2 separate regions of the Homo sapiens genome follow, and region 2 is linked to region 1. Evidence: chromatin loops called from intact Hi-C (ENCODE). Cell type or tissue: dorsolateral prefrontal cortex. All regions are shown on one strand. Each heading gives the region's core, and the rest is flanking DNA. Links, peaks and the distances in the headings are about the cores only. Region 1 holds the start of LOC102725227 (a long non-coding RNA gene). Region 2 holds the start of AQP4 (aquaporin 4).

Region 1 (10,860 bases), core at 1,081-9,080:
GTCGTGGAAATGATTTTCTGGTATCAAAACGTTTTCAGTGACTGTGCTTCGGGGTTCGGCTGGGCGGAAGCCAACTAAGTTAGCAAAGTCGCAAATGGGGCCGTTGGCTTTGTACGTGGAGAATGGCACACCAGAACTGTCCAGGATCCCAGTGGCACTGGCTTCTTCGCTAAAAGGTGCACCGCAGTAGGCAGGAGTAATTTGGTACAAATGTATTACCTTTTAGATAATAGAACTGGCTGCTTTCAAGCAAATCCTTGACTATGCGGTATGTGTGCGTGTGTGTGTCTGTGTGTGTGTGTGTGTATCCTGAGTGGTACTGGGAGACATAACAGTTTAACATATTCTTTAAGAAACGTTTGCCTTCTGTTTTCAATCAACTAAGCTGGCAGCTAGAGATACAAGTTTATTTGAGAATACCCTCTGGGTACCAAGCATGCTTGGATTGTTTTAGCAAATTAAAAATGAGCAAAATGCTTTTACCTTCTCAGCAGTAGACTCCTTAAGAGACCTCCTGTTTTGTGTGTATGTGTGCGTTTTTTTAGAGAAACATTTTCTGTGTATATCTCAAATGTGTTTTTAATGTGGAAAAGGAGAAAATAAAGGATTTTAAAAGGCTGAGGCTGATGCTGTAGAATGATTCATTAAACCTGATTCTGCATCAAGGAATTCACCTACATATATGGGAATCTGTGGCAACTAATAGCCTACTTGGTGAATTTAAAATAGCAGTGGATCCGTTTGTCTCCTGGATAATGGGCAGTGTGCCGATTTATTCCTCGTGTTTGTATTTGTGTGGCATTTGGCTTACTACGAGGGGCTGATATTCAGGAAACTAAAACACTGACTGCAACAGTTTGACTCGGGAGTCCTGCTGCTGCCTGAATGGAAAGAATTGTGAGCAGTGGTTATGATGACAGTAGGTTAAATGTTTACTAATTAGGTTGCAAAGGTGACCATGAAACTTTAAAACTTTGCATCACGGAGAAAACTTCATTGGGTTAGGCTTATGTTAAGAAGAAGGTATCTAATTAGGCAAAAATGTCACACAGCCGGGAAGAAATTTTGAAATGAATTGAGGGTGAAAGATATTTGTCAAAAATCTCCCACCACAGTATGCAAAACGACTGCAGTGATTTTGCTGTATTAATTATGCCTGAAGCACAATATATAAAGTTCTCCAACACACACTAGATGTCTCTCTTCTAGCTGTAAGATTTTTGTGTTTGTAATTCTTTGCCAGGGCTTGCATAGTAGGGGTGCACAGTAATAGCTTGTTTCATATTTACTTAAGTAATGTGATTTACCGACCATTCAACTTACTCTGATGTGAGATATTTATTTTGGGGGAAGCCTTCAGTAATCATTGTACAAATTATGCCACTTAAGTATTAGGAAAGTAACTTCAGTAAGACTTCAACTAGATGATGATGAAAGCGTATTATTCGATTTGCGTTGAATAATGCATTATGGACCTTTTGGCATCAAATTATTTATCCAAAGCAATTTAGGTTTTTAAATGTAAGAGTAATTAGTGACAGATGTATTTTATCAGAGAACTTTCTTAAACTTCCATTTAGCTCTGCATTTAGCAATAACAATTGCTTGCACAAATGCTTTCTTGTCTTAATGTTTCTGAATCAGAGTGATAGTTTTCTACTTCTGATGTGATGTTTTTAGCTAAGGTCTTTTCCCATTTGCATTGCATTTGAGTCATTCAAATGATGTTTGTGAACCATTACTTCACCAACGTTTTTATTTAGTGTTTATTAAACTGCATTTCTGAACCTTCTTTTGGACTGCAGTTTATAATTTCCCAAGCAAACAGAGCATTTATTTGCTCCATCTTTAGGACGAACTATCTTGGGAATAAAAGTGAAATTTTTGGATGCAAGCATGTATGCTTATTTTAATAGCTTACTCATGCAGAAGTGAGACACAACTCGCTCTGGCTTTTCATTCATAAAAACATGCTAGATGTAAATAATGTTTTGCTTGTTGATGAGTTTGGTTTGAGATAACTGAAGAAAACAAAACAGATTATCCTTTAAGCATAATAAGCCTGTGTTCATTAGGTCCATTCATTCATTCATTGAACAAATATTTGTGCTTGCTGTATAGGAACTACTGTGTTAAATGCTGGAGACACAATGGTGAGAAAAAGCATTCAGAGCCTCCAATCTCATGGAGCTTATAGTCCAGACAGAGAGGCAGACATTCATCGAATAACTGAACAACTGACAGAGATGAGTGCTTTGAAGGAAGAGGAATATGGGGTTCTGGTAGCATTAACTTAAAGAGGGCCAAAATGGCCTGGACCAGGGTCAGAAGTGCCACACACTGAGATCTAAAGGATGAAGGGGCCTGGGCAAGAGAGACAGAACAGAGACGAAGTTCCAGGGAGAAAAAAGAAGGAACAGTATTTTACCAAGCCAGGAGAGGCTTAGCAAAGGGGGAGGAACTCAGGGCTTAACTGGCTGGAGTAAGAGACGGAGGAAGCAGTGATGCAGACTGCAGGGACAGGCACCTGGTCTTCACCCAAGAGTAAGTGATGGGGAGGATTGGGAGAGGGGCAGCAGTAATCAGATTGGTGTTTGGAAAGAATAACTCTGCTGGCACTCTGGGAAGTGGTCAGAGGGACCCAGATGGATGAAGCATAGCCCTTGGAAGGCTATTATAGTCATCCAGGCAAGAGAAGATATAGCTGGGGTTAGGGTAGGGGAAATACTGATGGAAGGGTTTGAGATCTATGTAGAGGGGAAAGTTTACAGAACCTAATAAAGGGTTGGCCATAGGTGAACAAGAAGAGAGAAGTGTCAAGTGGACACCTAAGTTTCGGGCATGTTAATTGAATAGACGCGGGAATTCTGAAGCCTGGGTGGATTTTGTATCTTTCACGTCATTTCTAATAGCCAGATTAAGTAGCAGTGAGAAGCCTCATTCACATCCGGTGTAACAGCATTCACAAAGGAAACCAAAGCATCTAGTCATTCTTTAATCCCTCCCTCCATTTGTTCAACAATTGGGTCTGGAGTGCCTACAGTGTATCAGGCACTCATCGGCCGGCTCTTTTTATCCTGTTATCCAAAATGCTTTTCCTTTATGAAGTGTACCATGTGGTTCCATTTATCCAAGTCTGACTAAGTTGGAATTCATCATTGAAGTAGGCCTATGTTGAGCCTTCTGAAACAAACCTGTGCCTTATAGTGCAAATTAATTGTATTAAAATATTATAAACATGTCAGATGATTATGAAATGAATGGTTGGATGCTTTTTAAAAGTCCGTTTACATACAAATAACTGACACAATTATGCAAATCACTCAACTGAAGACACTTTGAATATCACTCTCTCCATAGGGGTTTGATGTACAAATGCAATTCCATAAGCTACTTTTCTTGGTGGTTCTCATGTGGATGGCCCTGAGGGCAAATTCCAGTTGGAAAAACAACCATCATTTTGGCCTATTCCTTTTTCTCTATAAAAATGGGAACGATGTCATCTCTCTAACCTGCCTTACAGGATTGTTAAGAGGAAAAATAAGAGTATGTCCAACTGAAGTGCATATAAGTAGTATCAATCAACCCCAAAGGGCACTTTCTCTGGAGGAGCCACCCCAAGTCTGGCCCCTGCTGTCTCAGTCCCTCGGTCCATATCAGTCTCACCTTATCTCAGCTGCCTCTGAAACCCCAGGCACTGGTAACATCCATGGCTAAGATTTAGGGAACAAGTAGCAGAGGCCGTCTGGAATACCTATCTCCCTGAGCCCTCCAAACAAGACTGTGAGGCAAGTAGTATTCTGCACCCATCTTGTTCTGCACCCACCCTAGGTAACATGCCCGAAACCTCGGTGTCCACTTGACACTTCTCTCTTGTTCACCTATGGCCAACCCTTTATTAGACTCTGTACACTTTACCTTCTTCTTCTTCTTCTTCTTCTTTTTTTTTTTTTTTTTTGAGACCGAGTTTTGCTCTGTCACCCAGGCTGGAGTACAGTGGCTCGATCTCGGCTCACTGCAACCTCCCCCTCCTAGGCTCAAGCGATTCTCCTGTCTCAGCCTCCTGAGTAGCTGGGACTACAGGTGCCCGCCACCATGATCGGCTAATTTTTCTATTCTTAGTAGAGGTGGGGTTTCACCATTTTGGCCAAGCTGGTCTCGAACTCCTGACCTCAAGTGATCCGCCCACCTCGGCCTCCCAAAGTGCTGGGATTACAGGTGTGAGCCACCACACTCGGCCAACTTTACCTTCTAAATAGATCTCAGACTCTTCCATCAGTGTTCCCCCTACCCTAACCCTAGCTGTACCTCCTCTTGCCTGGAGGATTAGAAAGGTTATATCCGTTTCCTGAAGTCAAAGACTAGGCTAGTGGCAGAGCAGGGATTCTAACTCAGCTGGCTGACTACAAAACCCTGCCATTAGCCCCCATTAGCCGTTCTGCTTTCTCATCTACACCCATAGTCCTTTCTGTCCAGGACATACTATTTAAGCCCTTTTCAAGGGCACTTGGCAAAGGGCTTGCTTGTTCTGCCACCGGCTTCCATTCCTCCTGTTCTCTCTTCGCCCCCACCTCTGTATCTCCCTGCCACACCAGCACCCTGCTGTTATGCCAAGAGAGAAAGAAAAAAAACAAAAACAGTGTGAGATTGTTGTGAGAGATTGTTGTGATCAGAACATGTGAATTGGTCTCTATCTCTTGCTGAGCAAATCGTTTGCTCACAAGTACTCTGTCATGCTGACCAAAATAGGGATTTGTTTTCTATCCAATGGGAACTGACAACAATTCAGCCCTTGCTGCCGACACCAACGCTGCTATTAAGAAGAAGAGTTATGAACTGAAGAGAATGTTAACGAGATAGATTTCAAATGCTGGCTAGAGGAAGGGATATTCTTCCTGATAAATCTTTCCAAAGCATCTACTGCTATCATCACTGACTTGTTTTTGTAGCACTTTCACTTTGCTGGAAATTTGTAGCCAATGGAACAGAAAATGTGTGTAAAACAAAAGACCCAGACTTTCTATGTGAGGGGGAGAAAAAGCTACATTGGTCCATGGTACTGATCCTTCTCTATCCTACCCATCCATTCCCACCACCCCATATGCAAATCCCACTCCATCTCTGTCTGTGCTGTATTTTCTTGGTTAAATTACTGAATCTCTCTAAGCTTCAGTTTTCTGAACTACAAATGAGGTAATAATATGAGATCATTGTAAAGGAGATAATAATAGTCCTAGAGTTGTTCAGAGAATAAAATGAGATGTAACAGGATGTATATGCCTAGCACAAAATAAGCACTCAGAAAATATCCATATATTGTTAAGAGCAGGGACTGTGTTTATTCACCTTTGCTTTCTCAGTTCCTTAATACAGTGCCTGGCACACAGGATAAGTGCTCAATAAATAACTGTTGGATACATGAACACATAATTTCAGGGGACGCAAGAATAAAGCCAGATGTTGATTTCACTTCCCTGTAAGTACTTTTTGCCATTGACAAGAGGACCCAAGTTCTGCCAGATACCCTCACCTGCTGGTTATGGGCTTTTTCTAACCAATTAGATCAATCATTTGGGAACAGATCAAATTTGATCTGGGGAAGCATTGATGCTAAGTAGGACGTTGCCTCAAAGATGGTCCTGTTTTGCCTTTTGATTACTCATGTGGAGGTCGTCCTGTGCACAGTTGTCATGGGATTTCCAAAATCTGCAGACACTTACGCTATGAAATGATGCAAATGCACCACTAGGTTCTGAACCCCCACAATGGGAGTCACTGAATTTGCGTATTAACACTGAGAAGAAACACGGGACCCGGTCTGATACCCATTCCATCCAGCAGATGGCAGTGACACACATTGGCAAGTAAACTTGGAATCGCCTCTGGTCTTGCTGTTAGTTTCTCACCATTGCCTCTCTCTCCTGGAAAAGGAAAGCCCAGCCAGCTTTAAAAAGCTGCCTTTTCCCAGCACTTTGGGAGGCCGAGGCAGGTGGATCACGAGGTCAGGATATCGAGACCATCCTGGCCAACATGGTGAAACCCCATCTCTACGAAAATACAAAAAAATTAGCCGGGCGTGGTGGCGCGTGCCTGTAGTCCCAGCTACTCGGGAGGCTGGGGCAGAAGAATCGCTTGAACCCAGGAGGCGGAGGTTGCAGTGAGCTGAGATTGCGCCACTGTACTCCAGCCTGGGCGACAGAGCAAGACTCTGTCTCAAAAAAACACACAAAAAAACAAAAAAGCTGTCTTTGCTCCTTCACCGAAACAACCGAGGCTCAACGGGGACAGCTGGAAGGATCAGCACCTCCGAGCCGTCTGTTTCTTCCTGGGCTGTGGGGCAGGGAGGAGAAAGAAAGCAGACCTTGTTATCTGGTGCAATCCACTTACTGCCAGTTTCCCAGAGATATGGACCATAAGAGGCCTGCTTTCCTGTTTATTTAATCAAATCAACAGAAGAAAGTGCTGTTAACCTCCAGCGTCTACCATGCTCTGGGTTGAGAGCACTTGATGCCAAAAGTGATCAGGAATACTAGTAAAGATAATAACCCAGTCTTAGGCAGTCACGTGCTGCCAGGGAATGGAACAGTGTCTATGCTGCTGAAGACCCATGTGAAGTCCTCTCATGTGGGGTCGTGAAATGACTTGGTTCTTCTGGTTGCTTAGAAATAGAGACCCACTGTTAATTGTGTGACCCCAAAGCTTTGGTTTCATTATCTATACAATGTGGGTGAGGAAAACCACCTCAGAGGGTTGTTGTAAGTACTGAATATGTAACACCAATACAATGCCTCTAAGTGCCAGACTGTTTTTCAAGGGCTTTGCAAGATATTACTTGTGTAATCCTCATCCATCACCTAAGAGGGTGATATTACTGGCATCCCCATGTTTTAGATGAGGAGATGGAAGTGCGGAGAGATAAAGTAACTTGCCCAGGTTCACATATGGTGAGTGGCTGAGCCAGGAGTTGATCTGTGCATTCAAGCTTCCAGTCTTTGCTCTTAGTCTCCAGGTGCGGCTGCCTCTAATACTGATTAGTAATTACTAATACTAATAATTATTAAGCACCTTCCATATGCTAGGAACGTTACATATTTTAACTCCTCTCATATTTTCACGTTCACTATAAAGGTGGGAATGATTACCTTCCTCATCTTAACAAATGAGGAAAAAATATTTACTCTGTGCCCACTCAGTAGGAAACACAATAAAGTAATTCCAAAGAGGTGTAAATACTTCTGCTCCAATTTACTCTTGGATACAGGTAAACAAATTAATGAGGACTGCAATCTATTTAAATGCTACAGGGTGGGTCCCTCTGTAACTGACTTAGCGATAAGAGAAATCCGCAGTGAGAGTATATGGGGCTTATGCTCCCATTGTACATGACAAGGTATGTAAACATTTTTTAAATTGTCTTGCTCTTTAAAATTTTCATCAGGAGCCCTTGGATATTTATAGCCTCACAGCCATTTCCAGAAATGGTGAATGGCCTGCAGAGATTTGGTTTGGTCCCACTCCCATTTATAGCGCTGCTTTCTCCTCCTAAGAGTCACCATCATCATTTGATGAAGAGGTAAGAAGATCTAGGTGATTTAAAGCCTGGCACAGTGGCTCACACTTGTAATCCCATCACTTTGGGAGGCCGAGGTGGGTGGATCCCTTGAGGTTAGGAGTTTGAGACCAGCCTGGCCAACATGGTGAAACCCCGTCTCTACTAAAAATACAAAAAAAATTATACAGGCATGGTGGTGCACGCCTGTAATCCCAGCCACTACTTGGGAGACTGAGGCGGGAGAATCACTTGAACCTGGGAGGCAGAGGTTGCAGTGAGCCGAGATTATGCCACTGCACTCCAGCCTGTGCAACAGAGCAATGAGACTCTGTCTCCAAAAACAAAACAAAACAAAAAAAAAGATCTAGGTGATTTGTTAAACGGCTATCACCTATGAGGGCCAGCTCCTTTGTCCGTGAGTTCCAGGAACTCACAATGGTCAAAGAAATTCACCTGCAGTATGAACTACATTGGTCTCTCCCTTATCAGAAATGCCATTCCAAGTCTGGGATGGAAGGCAGGTTTTAGGATCTGGAGTCTAAGGACTTTGGACCCTACTTAATGCAGTCTGCACAAATGAAGTTTGGTAGAAGAGACAACTCTCAAAATGAGGCCAAAATTTCAGAATTCAGCCCTTTTTTTTTTTTTTTTTTTTTTTTTTTTTTTTTTTGAGATGGAGTCTCACTCTGTTTCCCAGACTGGAGTGTAGCGGCATGATCTCGGCTCACCGCAACCTCCGCTGCCTGGGTTCAAGGTTCAAGTGATTCTCCTGCCCCAGCCTCCTGAGTAGCTGGGATTACAGGCACCTGCCACCGCACCCAGCTAATTTTTGTATTTTTAGTAGAGATGGGGGGGGGGTTTCACTATCTTGGCCAGGCTGGCCTTGAACTCCTGACCTCGTGATCCACCCGCCTCAGCCTCCCAAAGTGCTGGGGTTACAGGCGTGAGCCACCGTGCCTAGCTGAATTCAGTCTTTTTTAGTGGCTGAGAATATTATATTTCAAAGATCCAAAGTATCTGAAAAGTGAGTCATTCAAAGGTTGTATAAGTCACACTAGCTCTGTAAGAAGTGCAGGTGGTTTTCTATAGGAAAAACAGATCTTTATCTAGACCTGCTCCAGTCTAGCTCATCCCCACTTAGTAGAAATAGCCACAGGAGTTCAAGACCAGTGGAGTCACAGAGACCTGACCAATCATGTATATTGCTGCAAGGTGAGCCAGGGTTGAGTGAGTGAAAGACAAAGGAAATTCTGCACACTTCCACCTTAAGAAATCAGGGGCATTTCTTATTTTTTTTTCTTCCCATTAAACCTTTGTGTTCATGCAAATCTTTGCACATGCTATTCTTTCACTTCTGATGTCTTTATGTCAAAATGCATTAGAAACAGAATGTTTCTAGCTGAAGTTCAAATCATTTAAAAAGCTCAATATTTTAGTTATGCATAATTGTTCAAGGGGTCTTCTTTCTTTTTCCCTCTTAAAAAAATTCTGAGTCAAAATGCATTTTAGATTTTAGGCTGAGATTCAAATTTTACTTTTGAAAACATGCACCCAGATTCCTTTTAGAGTCACACTTTTTTTTCATTGTACAGTTGAAGTGTTCATATAGCTGAGTTATTTTTGACAGCTCTTCTGCAAACTATAAATGTCTGGTAAGAACGTCTCCAAATTATTCTGCTAAGGAGCATGACAGATACATTTTTAACACCTGAAAATTATATCTTCTGATAAGTTTGGTTATTCAAGAGCTGATGATATAGTTTATATACGCTCTATCTTCTCTCTTTGCTTTTTACTGTTGTCTACTTTTTGGCCTCATAATTACTTTTTTGGTGCCTCCGTCAAAGGATGGAGAAAAAGAAAAGAAAGGAAACACATTTCAAATCCGTTTCTCTTTCTTTCTCCCTCCTGCTCCCCCTAACAACTTGACAAAGTATATTGGAAAGGAGTCAGCTCTTGATCCATGCTAACAGAGGGACGTAACAGCATGAAAAATCCAAAGGAATAGTCAATCCAATATCATTTTTGTTAATATATTGACTTGATGTATTAATTAGGCTAGTGTTAAATATTGCAATCTTAATTTGCATATTACTATTGGACTCATATTTTTCTTCTCCATTTCAACTTCTGCAGTCTTACTATATGACTTCAGCATTAATATGAAAGACTTATCCAACCCCTTACCAAATAGTCTTTTCCACATATGAATATGAATCAGCCTTCCCAAAGTATTTTCTAGCTCAGTCATTCTTAAACTTTAGTATACAACAGAATTGTCTGCAGAGCTTGTTAAAACACAGATTTCTGGCTCCATTCCCAGAGTTTTCAATTAGATAGGTCTAGGGTGAGGCCTGAGAATTTGCATTTCTAGCAGGTTCCCAATGGATGCTGATGCTGCTGTCCGAGGGACCGCACTTTGAGAACCTCTGTTTTAGGGGTAAAGTCGACCCTAGAGATGCTCCTGGAGGGAAATAAAAAAGGATTCACACAGGTGGGCACGGCAGCTCATGCCTGTAAACCTAGCACTTTAGGAGGCCAAGGTGGGAGGATTGCTTAAGGTCAGGAGTTTGAGACCAGTCTGGGCACCATATTAAGACCTCATCTCTACAATAATAATAATAACCAGGCATGGGGTGCATGCTTGTAATCCCAGCTACTCTGGAGGCTGAGGGAGGAGGATTGCTTGAGCCCAAGAGGTTGAGGCTGCAGTGAGTTATGTTTGCAGCACTGCACTCCAGCCTAGGTGACAGAGCGAGACCCTGTCTCAAAGAGAAACATAAAAGGATTTATGTGCCTGTAATCCTAGCTACTCAGGAGGCTGAGGCAGGACGATCACTTGAGCCCAGAACTTTGAGGCTGCTGTGAGCTATGATCACACCACTGCACTTTATTTTTTTGAGATGGGGTCTCACTCCAGGCAATAGTGAGACCCTATCTCTAAAAAATAAAAAAGGATTAGTCAGTCAAATAACCCTGGGAAACATGATACCCTCTTTTGAAGCCTTTTGAAGTATTTTGAAGATTTATAGAAGTCTTGCAATATGGGGAATCCATTTTCTAACTTAGATTTTCTAAAGTTATTTGACCACAGAGCCCTTTATTCTGTCAGTACAATTTAACTCTCAGAATTACTATTCTTGGAACATACACGTTAGGGAAGGCTGCCCTATTTTGCAGTGCCTTGATGGGCTAAACTTCAGTACCCCTCACTTCTGCTTCATGTGGGCAACCCACTGTCATGGACACAGGTTGGCTGTTTGCATCACTTGGCATCTCTGCAGCTCAGCAATCTCCCACTCCTGGCA
Region 2 (10,860 bases), core at 1,594-9,593, 210 kb before region 1:
TTGTGAAAGGTTCAACAACCATTGGAAAGATAGGTTTTCTCCAATTTACCTCACTAAGGAGCAGGAAGCTAAGTTAAACACTCTGATTCCTTGCTGTATTTGATCATTATTTTTATTTCACTCTTTCGGTGGTGAACTCTATTTCTGGAAGCCATCCTGAATTATAACCATAAGGTAAAGCTTCCTTGAAAAAGGAACAAAGCCCCATTAAGCCCTTCGTCGTGATGGTTGTGGTTGCGGCTGCTGCTGCTGTTGTTGTTCTGTTTATTTGTTTGTTTTTAATGAACATACTGATATATAAGTGCTCTGGGGGAATTCATGATGCTGAGATTCATGAAAAGCAAAGTAAGATTTATGAGTTGCGATTGAATCTGCCCCTACCAGCCTGGAGACACTTCCCGTCTGGTACTGAGGCATTGCTGGCATGTTTAGTGCTTTTGTTTCAGTTTTCAATCTCTGAACACATGAAGAAATATTAAAAGTTCTGAGGGCAAGGATGGGAGAAGGAGTCCACAAATCCCAAAGATATACAACAGCACCCAAGGAAAATAGTATGGCATAGTAGATTAAAAATTCAGAAACAACAACAAAAAAAGCGTGTCAATTAGCTAGTGTTTGCTAAGTACTTGTCATTTTCACTTACGCTTCTCTCTGGTTCCTCATGTGTTACTGACCCACAACTTCGCAAGGCTATTGAACTAAAGATTCACAAGGTGGTCTGGCATAAAGACCAATTTTAAATCAATATGCCATGTAACTATCCTCCCCCAAAAGTTCGTAACACTATACAATGAGAAAGTCAAGAAAATATAATAAATTGTTATTCAATTTTTTAATGAATTGCGCCCTTTTAAACATACCAGTGGTGTGGGGGGTGGGGGGCAGTTAGATTCCAACTCTCACTTGGATCCAGGTCCACATCAAAACATTTCAATGTAGAAGGTATTACTCATGTTCACCAGAGCTTCCCACCTCCTGGTGGTCCACCACCACTACAAGCACATTATAGCTGCTTTCCTTCATTATCGCATTCTGCATACAAAGCCACAGACAATCGTGTGGGAAATTTCTGCCCCTAGTCCAAAGAAAAGCCAGATAAGTAGCTGATTATTGCATAGAGCTGACAGTATCACAGGAAGATCAGTAGTAGCAGCTCAAGTACAAAAAGGTTAATTAGCAATACTTAATAAGAAAAACTACCTCTGGCAGGTGAAGAGTTAATCCCTGGTCAATTTTAAGCTACTCTGCTGAGAGTACTAATAAGTGTAGGGGTTGGAGCCAATGAGGGTGACCCCTTCCTTGATGGGAACAGTCATCCCTTAGGAACTGCCCTGGAAAGCATCAGCCAGCCAGAAAACAGGGAAAGAGGCTGAGAAACCGTGGTAACCAAGTTTTGCTGGCACTTTGTAAAATGGTAACTGCAACTGCCGAGGCTGTGCAGAGAATGCTAATAAGCCTAGGACAACCTGTAAAGAGTGGACCTAGAAAATGTCCACCCACCGACCAGACCGGTAGCCCTAAAGAGCCCCACTCTGTAGATTCCTGAGGATCTGCCCACCGTACTCATTCACAAGGAAGCCCCTAAACATGGCTACATTGTGCCTTAGCTTCACAGCCCTCAAAATACTTCTGACTCAAATGTCTTAGGGTCAGAGTAATGACATTTAGCACATCTGCCTAGAAACTCACAGTTTTCCAATTTGTAACAAACATTTTGCACCTTTTAAAAATCTCATTCTAAAATCCAAATGGTAAACAGCTTTAAGAATCAATATGAAATGTTTTAAGTGTTCTCTGTGGCTTCATATAAATTCTCCCTGCCCCTCTCATCAGAATTTATTCTGACTTTCAGGGAGCATATTAAAGGTAGAAACCACTGATGTACAATAATAAGTGTGCAACCATATTCTTAAGAATCTAAATTCAATCTTGGTTAGCTGAGAATGCTTGAAACAGTAATAAAGTGCTCCTCTGAAAGTCACACTCAAATTTTGAATTCCTCTTTCTAATGAGAGCTCTTCACCCATTCCCATGTCTCAAGTACGCAAATGAAAACAAAACAAAAAAACTGTAACTGGGATTTAAAAGTATAACAGTCTTTCTTCTCTCATGTATTTCTTTCTTGTCATACTTCATTCTGGAAAAAAATAATCCAATCTGAAATATAAAGTGGGAAAAGGGAGGCATCCGTAGGTAATGTGAGTTATTATCATTGTTCTAGATGTTGGGTTGAGTGGTGGGTTCATAGATGTTCATTACATTATTTAAAAGCCATTATAATTAACTATTAGAAAATAAGAGGGCCATACATGCACGAGTGATGACAGAGTGTCATAAATCAGGAATTCTGATTATTCCAATCCCATGCACCTAAGATCTGTTTAAAGAAAAAATAATAATGAGATGGTGATGCAGGTAGCTAATGGTTAGACCCTTCTAGAGTTCACCAAACTCCTTCGGCAGGGACGTCTTCATAAGCATGCAGCCTGCGCAGCTGCACAAGGTCCTGCCTTTAGGAGCACCCAGCCTTTATTTATGCTCTGCTGTCGCAATCTTGAAATTTAAATAGTGTTTTACCAAGGTGTCCTGCATTCATTTTGCACTGGGACCAGTAAATTATAAAATCAGTCCTGTCCCTAAGTTTCCAGAGGTTAAATTTACCTACAGTTCCCCATAATTTCGTCCCCATCCAACTTTGATATTTTTTAAGTTTGCTACTTCTTATCCCCAGATTATTAATGTAACAGTCAGGTGAGCACCCTAGAGCAGTCTTTTTTCCTGTATTTCCTATGTTTCCTTATTTTTATTGTCCAAATCAGTGCTGCCTGTGCTATAAATGGAGCTGCAGTTATATATTGTTCTTATAATGCTTCTTCTCAGATCAAAAACTTCAAACAGAATTCATTGGCTAAAAACTAAATGCACTGAAGTCTCTATCTAAATTCATGTTAACTGCTGGATTATACAAATTCATTTTCTAATAATTGCCCAATTTCAACTACAACATATAACCAAACAAGACAAATTCTGAACAATTCTTCATGGTAGAAAGAATTCAAATAAAGATTTAAGGAAATCCTCATTTTCAAAAATTACTGTCTCAAAAAAAAAAAAATTAAGTAAATGTTTTTGCATTCCTGAAATGCCCTGTGTCTACAGTGATCAGGTACAGAAAAGCTACTTCAAGTTCAAATATAACTTAGCGATTGCCACATGGTGCAGAATCTTTCCACCCCTAACACTCCAAAAACCCAATCAGACAAGTGGCCGTAATCTGACTCCCAGCACACAGGGAGCTGCGGGGCAGGCAATGAGAGCTGCACTCTGGCTGGGGAAGGCATGAGTGACAGACCCACAGCAAGGCGGTGGGGGTAAGTCCTTCTTTGCCTTAAGGGAACAACGCTTAGGGCCAAAAGATGAAACTGTCTCTTTTATTATAGATGTTTGTGCCTTCTTAGGCAGAATCTGGAAGGCAGCTATAGGGCAGGTGGGTGGTTCTTTTAGATCTGAGTACTGGGCATTTTCAGAAGAGAGGCATAGAGAAGGTAGAAGAAAAGGGATGCTTTTTAGCCAAATCCTCCATATGTTTCAGATCTGCAAAAGCCCAGGAAAATTACCCTATGGAGGTGAATCTAGCTATAGTACATTTCTTCGGAAAAATTACTCACCCAGACGCTCAGCTGTCCTGGAGTGGATGAAGCTGAGTGTTCAGCTAGAAAGTAATGTGTCCGATTCAGTACATCAACAAACCCGCTTTGTTCTGGGGCAAAAGAAGCAAATCTAATTGTGTTGATCATTTCCAGTGACTGTGAACATATAAGGGAACACTGACAATAAAAGCAGGGTGCTATGGGTGACGCTAGGGTGAGCCCTCATAAGGCCAGAGATATGTATATGCTGCCAGCAAACTTCACGGTTCACAGCCAAGTGAGGCTGGTCCATCTGCCTTGGAAGAAGATCAGATTTTTGTGGATTTAAAAAAAAAAAAAAGCTAAAAACATTCTTAAAGAGCATGTTTATGTTTTGTGTTGGTGTTTTGCACTGTTTTAAATTTCTCTGGTTGATGAATATTTGAAGCTGAAAGAGCAACTACCTCTGGAGAGGTAAACAGGTGCATGACAGGCCAAGCAGGGAGAGAACTCCGGAAATGGCAGAAGTGAGAGGTGAAGGGGGTGAGCAGCGGGGCTGGCCTTTTCTGGGTCCCACCTCTTCTGGTGTCTCCTGCGGGGCTGAAAAGGACGTTTCCTGCCCACCTAGCTTCCTTAGCCTACTGTTTTGTCCTCCTCCTTCTCCCCTAACCCTGACCACAAACGACAGCACCTATGATCGCATTTTGCCCCCTTTGCCATCCCGGCTACAGCCCTGGGCTGCCGGTGAGTTCAGAAGTGACTCTCCTAACTTCTTCAATATGTGACTTTTCTGAGTTTACCGTCTTTGGGAATATTTTTAGTGTCTCCTCCAGGGTGCCCTCCCTGCCCCATTGCAACCATCGTTTTTGTCTCTTTACATTCTTTTCCTCTAGAGAGTATGATGTCGTTGTCATCCCACCTGGGGTTTTTCATACTTCTGAGATTCGCTTCACTGGGGCAGGGGATGCGTGGGATGTGGCTGGCCACCCCCCTGTGGAGCCAGCTCTTCCTTTATCCTGCCACCCGGGCCTGGGCAAGAAAGGGTTTTTCTCTCTCCACCTCTAAAGCAAAGCCCCATAGCAAACTAAGGGCTAGGCTGAGCTGGAAATTCCCCTCACCCTTTTTGGCACTGCATTTCCTCACTACCCACGCAGAAAGCAGGTTCCCGGGAACATTCAGTGACATGGGGAAATGAGGGCCCCGCAATTTGTCAAAGGGAAAGCCACAATAATACTAATCTCTTAAAGTACTTGGCTTTCTTGCCTAACCCCTTACGTGGTCCTCTGCAATTAGATTCTCTGGTAAATACTCTCCATACTTCTTGGCTCTCATGACTATCACAGGCAAAGGACAAGGGCAAAAGTCTTAGATGATAGGGTAACTGGGGTAATTGCCCCCCCCCCCCAAAAGGGGAATCCTAGCCATTTCCTGCCAGAATGAGCAGTTGGCATCAATATCGTCAAACCACCCCTTCTCTGCTCCAAAGATCTAATGACAGCAAGAGGGATATAGACGGGAGGAGAAGGCGTCCTCCCTCTCCCAGACTCCCTGCCCACCACCCTCCCCAGAGAAGCTCCACAAGGTGAGACACACTGTCCTATAGGCCCATGTAACAGAAAGCCATCAAAAAGACCGTAGAGAAAAGCCGTTTTCCATAGAGCCTTCTGCTCAGGGGCCCACAGTTTCCCTAACCACACCCGCTTTTCCTGACTTCCCGAGCTCTGCACCATGAAGGCAGGAAAGGTACCGGGGCATTGCTGGCACACCCCAGCCTCCAGGCTCCCTTTGGCAGGTTTATCTGCATTGTACGGTCAGGGTCAAGGGGTGAGAGAGGGTCGGGCACGAGGAGAGGCTGTCCTTCCTCCCCTAAAAGCATCCCCCACTCCCATCTCTCCCCACCTCCAGCGGCCAGGATGCACCGGGCCGGCGGGCAGGCGGGCGAGCTCGCGGGGCCGCTTCTGCGTGTGCACCTGGCCGCCGCCCGGGAGCCTGCCACGGGCCGGGAATGGCCGCTGCTCCGCCCTCTGAGAGGTGCTCCAGGCTCCCTGGGGACGGAGGTTTACACGTCCCCGTGCCGCGCTCCCAGATCTGGGCGGTGCGCGTGTCCCTTGGGCAGGCTCAGCTCCCGGACTCCTCCCGCTGGCAGCCTGCTCGTTCCTGGCGCAAAGGAGAGGGAGGGAGTGTCGCTGTCCCAGCTGAGGCCCTGCCTGTTCCCATCGCCCTTGCTAGTCACCAGAAGCTCCTCTCCCCTCAATGAGTTCACTTTCTCAAAAGACAGCCTTCAGCACCCTGGTTTCCTAGAAGGCTTCCCCCTAATCCAGAGTCTGGGGGGAGGGGGAGATTTTCAGAATGCCATTTCAAAGCAATCAAATGCAAAGCTAGAAAAGACGACCCCCCCCCCCCACGCACACCTTGTTTTAATGCTTTATGTTCGAAATGTAAGTAGCATATAAAATGTACTCGAAACTTAAAAACTTGCTCTAAGGGAATTAAGTACAAGGTAAATATATTTTATTCTTAATATTTTAAGGAATTTGATTTAGACATTTTTCCTTTCTAGGGACAGTTTGGATAATTTTCCGTGAAACTGGATGATCTTTGAATATTAAATGAAAGGAGACTAGAATAACAGTCTCTTGACTATTCATGAAGGAGCTTTAGCAGAAGCATTCTTTCTTGGTGTGCAAATCACGCCTGGCAGCCCCTGCCCACAGTACCCGAAGATGGCAGGCCTTGTTCCCTTCACCTAAATTCATAAACCTGGGTGTAGTGGCTTCTGATGCTGATTTGTTTCTCTTTTCAGTAAGTGTGGACCTTTGTGTACCAGAGAGAACATCATGGTGGCTTTCAAAGGGGTCTGGACTCAAGCTTTCTGGAAAGCAGTCACAGCGGAATTTCTGGCCATGCTTATTTTTGTTCTCCTCAGCCTGGGATCCACCATCAACTGGGGTGGAACAGAAAAGCCTTTACCGGTCGACATGGTTCTCATCTCCCTTTGCTTTGGACTCAGCATTGCAACCATGGTGCAGTGCTTTGGCCATATCAGCGGTGGCCACATCAACCCTGCAGTGACTGTGGCCATGGTGTGCACCAGGAAGATCAGCATCGCCAAGTCTGTCTTCTACATCGCAGCCCAGTGCCTGGGGGCCATCATTGGAGCAGGAATCCTCTATCTGGTCACACCTCCCAGTGTGGTGGGAGGCCTGGGAGTCACCATGGTAGCATCTTTAGCTATTTTCAAACTAGGACTCCAAGCTTCTTGCAAACTCTTTGCTAAATAATGCCTTGGTGGCATGAGGCACATCCCTAAAATAGCTAATTTACTCCTAGGGAATTTTTGATGATTCTTAATAGTGTGAAAACTGATTCTGGCAGTATTTAGGTATATCTGTAAGAAATCATTGTTTGCTCTTGAGTGCCTTAAAAATAACAAAATCTAGGTGGCCCGAAAATTGTGTTGGTTTTTTCCTCCCCTTCTCCCATTCCAATTACTATATTGACTTTATATTTAGCTTAATGCATTTTCCTTACAGTTATTTGTTCACTAGCAGAAAAAAACTATTTTCTTGTCATGTTCATAAGATGTACAATGATCTACATAAAGGGTTATGCTTAAAAAAATAGACATCCGATCCTAGTTTTGTTCTTAGCTGATTAGGAGTATCAATTGTTAACTCAGCACCAGGGCTGATTAAAAAAAAACACACATGGCTTAAATTTTAATTGAAATATATATTAATTAATTTAAACCTAATTAATGGATTTAATCATTGCCTTATAAAATCACAAGGCTCTCAAGAAATTCTTTTACGAGTTAAGTGCTGCAGTGGCACATTTTGCTTCCTTTGTAGAAAAGGACATTCAGCACAAACTCCTGTTTGGTCGTTGTAAGAGTAATCACAGTCATCTGTGATGACCCAAAATGAATATAAATTTATTCCTTCTTTTTGGGGGGTGAGAGAAGGAAATTCTCAGTTGAAGGTGGGGTAGAAGACTTACCTTTACTTTTTACACAGATAAAATGTGCCTTTCACAATGATATTAATACATTGTCATCGAAAATACTCTTGCTTCAATTCTGATGGAATATTTTTCTTTCTCTAGGTTCATGGAAATCTTACCGCTGGTCATGGTCTCCTGGTTGAGTTGATAATCACATTTCAATTGGTGTTTACTATCTTTGCCAGCTGTGATTCCAAACGGACTGATGTCACTGGCTCAATAGCTTTAGCAATTGGATTTTCTGTTGCAATTGGACATTTATTTGCAGTAAGTTTCCAAGTCCATTTAAATAATCAATCCCACCTCATTTATCCTCACTCTAGCTGGCCTGAAGATGTTGTGTTTTACAGCAGTAGCTCTTTAGTATCCAGCCATGACTGTCCATTTTAGGTTATAATTTTTCCAACTGCTCAATGAGAATGTTGATATAGCTGCTAATATCTTGAGGTTCCTCTAAGTGACAAATGACAGCAAATTGCAATGAATGATACTTGCTAGTAGCCCTGTTTCAGCAATGTCTGAAGTTGTTTTCTTGTTTCCTATAGATCAATTATACTGGTGCCAGCATGAATCCCGCCCGATCCTTTGGACCTGCAGTTATCATGGGAAATTGGGAAAACCATTGGGTAACCCTCATATTGATAGTTCCCATCTTCCTACAGTTGAGGACAATTACCTGTGGGGCTCTTTTATTTTTCATTATTTTGCCTACTACTTTCTCTTGCATTTCTCCAACCTTGACCCTCACTTTATTACATCTTTCATAAAGACTAGGGAAAGAATAGCACAGATCTGCTGTAAAAAGATAAGAGATGTAAAACATCTCTAACTGAAGGTTCTAGGCCTCCAATAATAGTCTTTTCCTTTTTTGAAGCACTATTTTAGACACTGTATCTAACAGATTGCAGCAGAATACACTGTATATAGAGGTTGCCTATGTGGAACAAGTTAAAGTCAGCATGGTGTAGTGAATATGGTGTTTAAATAATTGAAAGTAAAGTCTTCCCAGCTATAATGGAAAAAAATTGCAAAAAAAAGAGAAAGAATGAAATACTTAAAAGCGCTGCCCATAGCAAAGATATTTACCCTTTTTTTGTTTACAAATGCATGAACTCAATTAATAGTATGTAAGTTGCAAGTATTTGAACTGCAGATGGTGTCGAATAAATAGTGCAAAGGTTTATGTTATTATCACCATAACTGTTACCGGAAAAATAAATGACTCACAGAAAAGGCTCACTTTTCAGTCTCAAACCTAAACTATTATAAATAAATATTTATTAATGTAGTGGCAGTGCTTCCAGAGAATAGCAGTGTCCATTTTAAAATATTATAATTAATTTTGTTTCAGTTGTTTCTCACAGCAAAGGAATTTAAATCCTTTAAAATTAAATAAGTAATGCAGCAGTTGTGAAGGCCACCAACATGCTAACTTACAATAGCCAATAAAAATATGAGACCTGTAAGCCAGCTTCAAAGAGCGCTAGCTTTTATTATAATTTATATATTGCAAATGTCACTTACAACTTTAAAAAATTCATGAATATAACAGAATATGCCCCTTGTGTTTATTCAGACAGTGATTACCAACCTAGTCACAGCCATTCATCTATGGTGTACACTGCAAATGACAAGAAAATGCACCGCTGCTATGTGCATTCACTTCTAAGAAAAGTATACCAAATCTTTAAAAGTAATCTACAGCATTAAATAACAGAATAAGAGTCAGCGTTCAAACCAAGACTTAGCCAAAAATGCCATCCATGAGATTAGTCATTTTGTCACTGATACCTCCATTTATGTCTCAAAAACTGTTACCACATTAACAGAAATGGAAATTTTTAGTGAGTAGTATATGATTTTGTTTTCTTCTTTTTGAGATGGAGTCTTGCTCTGTTGCCCAGGCTGGAGTGCAGTGGCATGATCTCGGCTTGCTGCAACCTCCTTCTCCTGGGTTGAAGAGATTCTCCAACCTCAGCCTCCCGAGTAGCTGGGATTACAGGTGCATGCCACCACACTCAGCTAATTTTTGTATTTTTTCATAGAGACAGGGTTTCACCATGTTGGCCAGGCTAGTCTCGAACTCCTGACCTTAGGTGATCCACCTGCCTCAGCCTCCCAAAGTGCTGGGATTACAGGCGTGAGCCACAGTGCCCAGCCCTGATCTTACAATGAAAATACAACTTTCAGTTCAACATATTAAATTGAAACTATTTTGTCATTAACAACTTTTAGTTAAATTTATAAGCACTTGAAAATGTAGATGAAAAAATATATTTTACTAATTACTTGTCAGTTGCAGTAAACTAGTTAAGATTTAAATAGTAGGAACATTCTTAGCTTGTTGATTAAACTAAAAGTTGCCCCATGTTATATTATACCAATCTTAATTCTACTAAAAATAGCAATGGTTGTATGAAATTTAGAACTAATTTAAAGTATATTTGTAGGTAGAAAGATTAGGAATAACATTAAAATATTAATTGGGTTTTTTGTATAGTGTAATGATATTATTTTAGTTTTCTTTATACTTTTACACATTTTCTAGATTTTTAGCAATAAAGATTCTTTACTTTAAAGTACATATGACTTCATTTTGAAATAGCAACTTGACACTGAGATTTGTTTATTTTTGAGAACATGCAGCTGGGTATCTTATTCACAGATGTTTTGGAAAGGGTAGTAATTATTTTGCTGTTCTAGTCTCCCTTGTGGGATTTGTAGCCTGTGGAATAGTACATGTCTAATGAGACCTTACTAACAAAGAGCAAAGACATTTAGAGGAGGGCTCTCATTTCTCCTTTAAAAGGGCATAGAGAAGATAAAGGCTCATATGGGTTTTTTCATGTTCAAGAGAGGAACTTGATTCTTCCAGCCACACTAGCAACAGTTTCCCCGTAAATGTTATGTCTTCAGCCTCAGCTTAAATTTTGAATTTTATTTAAATCTTACAATGAGGATGCAAACTGAGATTAATTTGCAGAGGGTGTTTTAAACAAAAAGCATCCATCATGTTTTTTTTCAAATGAGTGTGTAGTACAGTGGAAAACAGTATACTGCAGTGTTTGGAACAGTGTTTCAAAAGAGAGGTTTTCATTTTGTTTGTTTGTTTTTTTCTTTTTTTTGAGACAGGGTCTTACTCTGTTGCCCAGGCTGGAGTAGAGTGTCACGATCATGGCTCACTGCAGCCGAGACCTCCCTGGGCTCAAGTGATCCTCCTATCTCAGCC

What was found. Peaks named below come from ENCODE experiments on the same cell type or tissue, not always from the same donor. Only the 100,000 strongest peaks of a DNase experiment are listed, where the experiment ranks them.
Region 2: a loop joins it to region 1, with 3.0 times the contacts of the local background. A loop is called at or near these places in 2 of 110 quality-filtered maps.

What each region holds. Positions count from the first base shown.
Region 1 is chr18:26,644,882-26,655,741 of GRCh38, reverse strand. It overlaps LOC102725227 (a long non-coding RNA gene), which reads right to left and starts at 11. Exons shown (of 3, transcript XR_935311.4): 1 at 1-11. It also overlaps a transcript of KCTD1 not described here. RefSeq lists an enhancer at 4,227-4,728. In dorsolateral prefrontal cortex, for the core only: CTCF peaks have their summits at 1,133, 4,794, 5,635 and 5,840 (motif pointing right); DNase peaks (open chromatin) are centred at 4,791 and 5,841; H3K4me3 peaks cover 2,392 bases; H3K27ac peaks cover 6,814 bases.
Region 2 is chr18:26,858,169-26,869,028 of GRCh38, reverse strand. It overlaps AQP4 (aquaporin 4), which reads left to right and starts at 3,322. Exons shown (of 5, transcript NM_001650.7): 1 at 3,322-3,371; 2 at 6,433-6,847; 3 at 7,734-7,898; 4 at 8,177-8,257. The coding sequence starts at 3,340. AQP4-AS1 (AQP4 antisense RNA 1) reads right to left here and starts at 3,721. Exons shown (of 8, transcript NR_026908.1): 1 at 3,669-3,721. RefSeq lists an enhancer at 5,573-6,073. In dorsolateral prefrontal cortex, for the core only: no CTCF peak of the experiment used is centred there; DNase peaks (open chromatin) are centred at 3,318, 4,746 and 5,748; H3K4me3 peaks cover 5,473 bases; H3K27ac peaks cover 8,000 bases.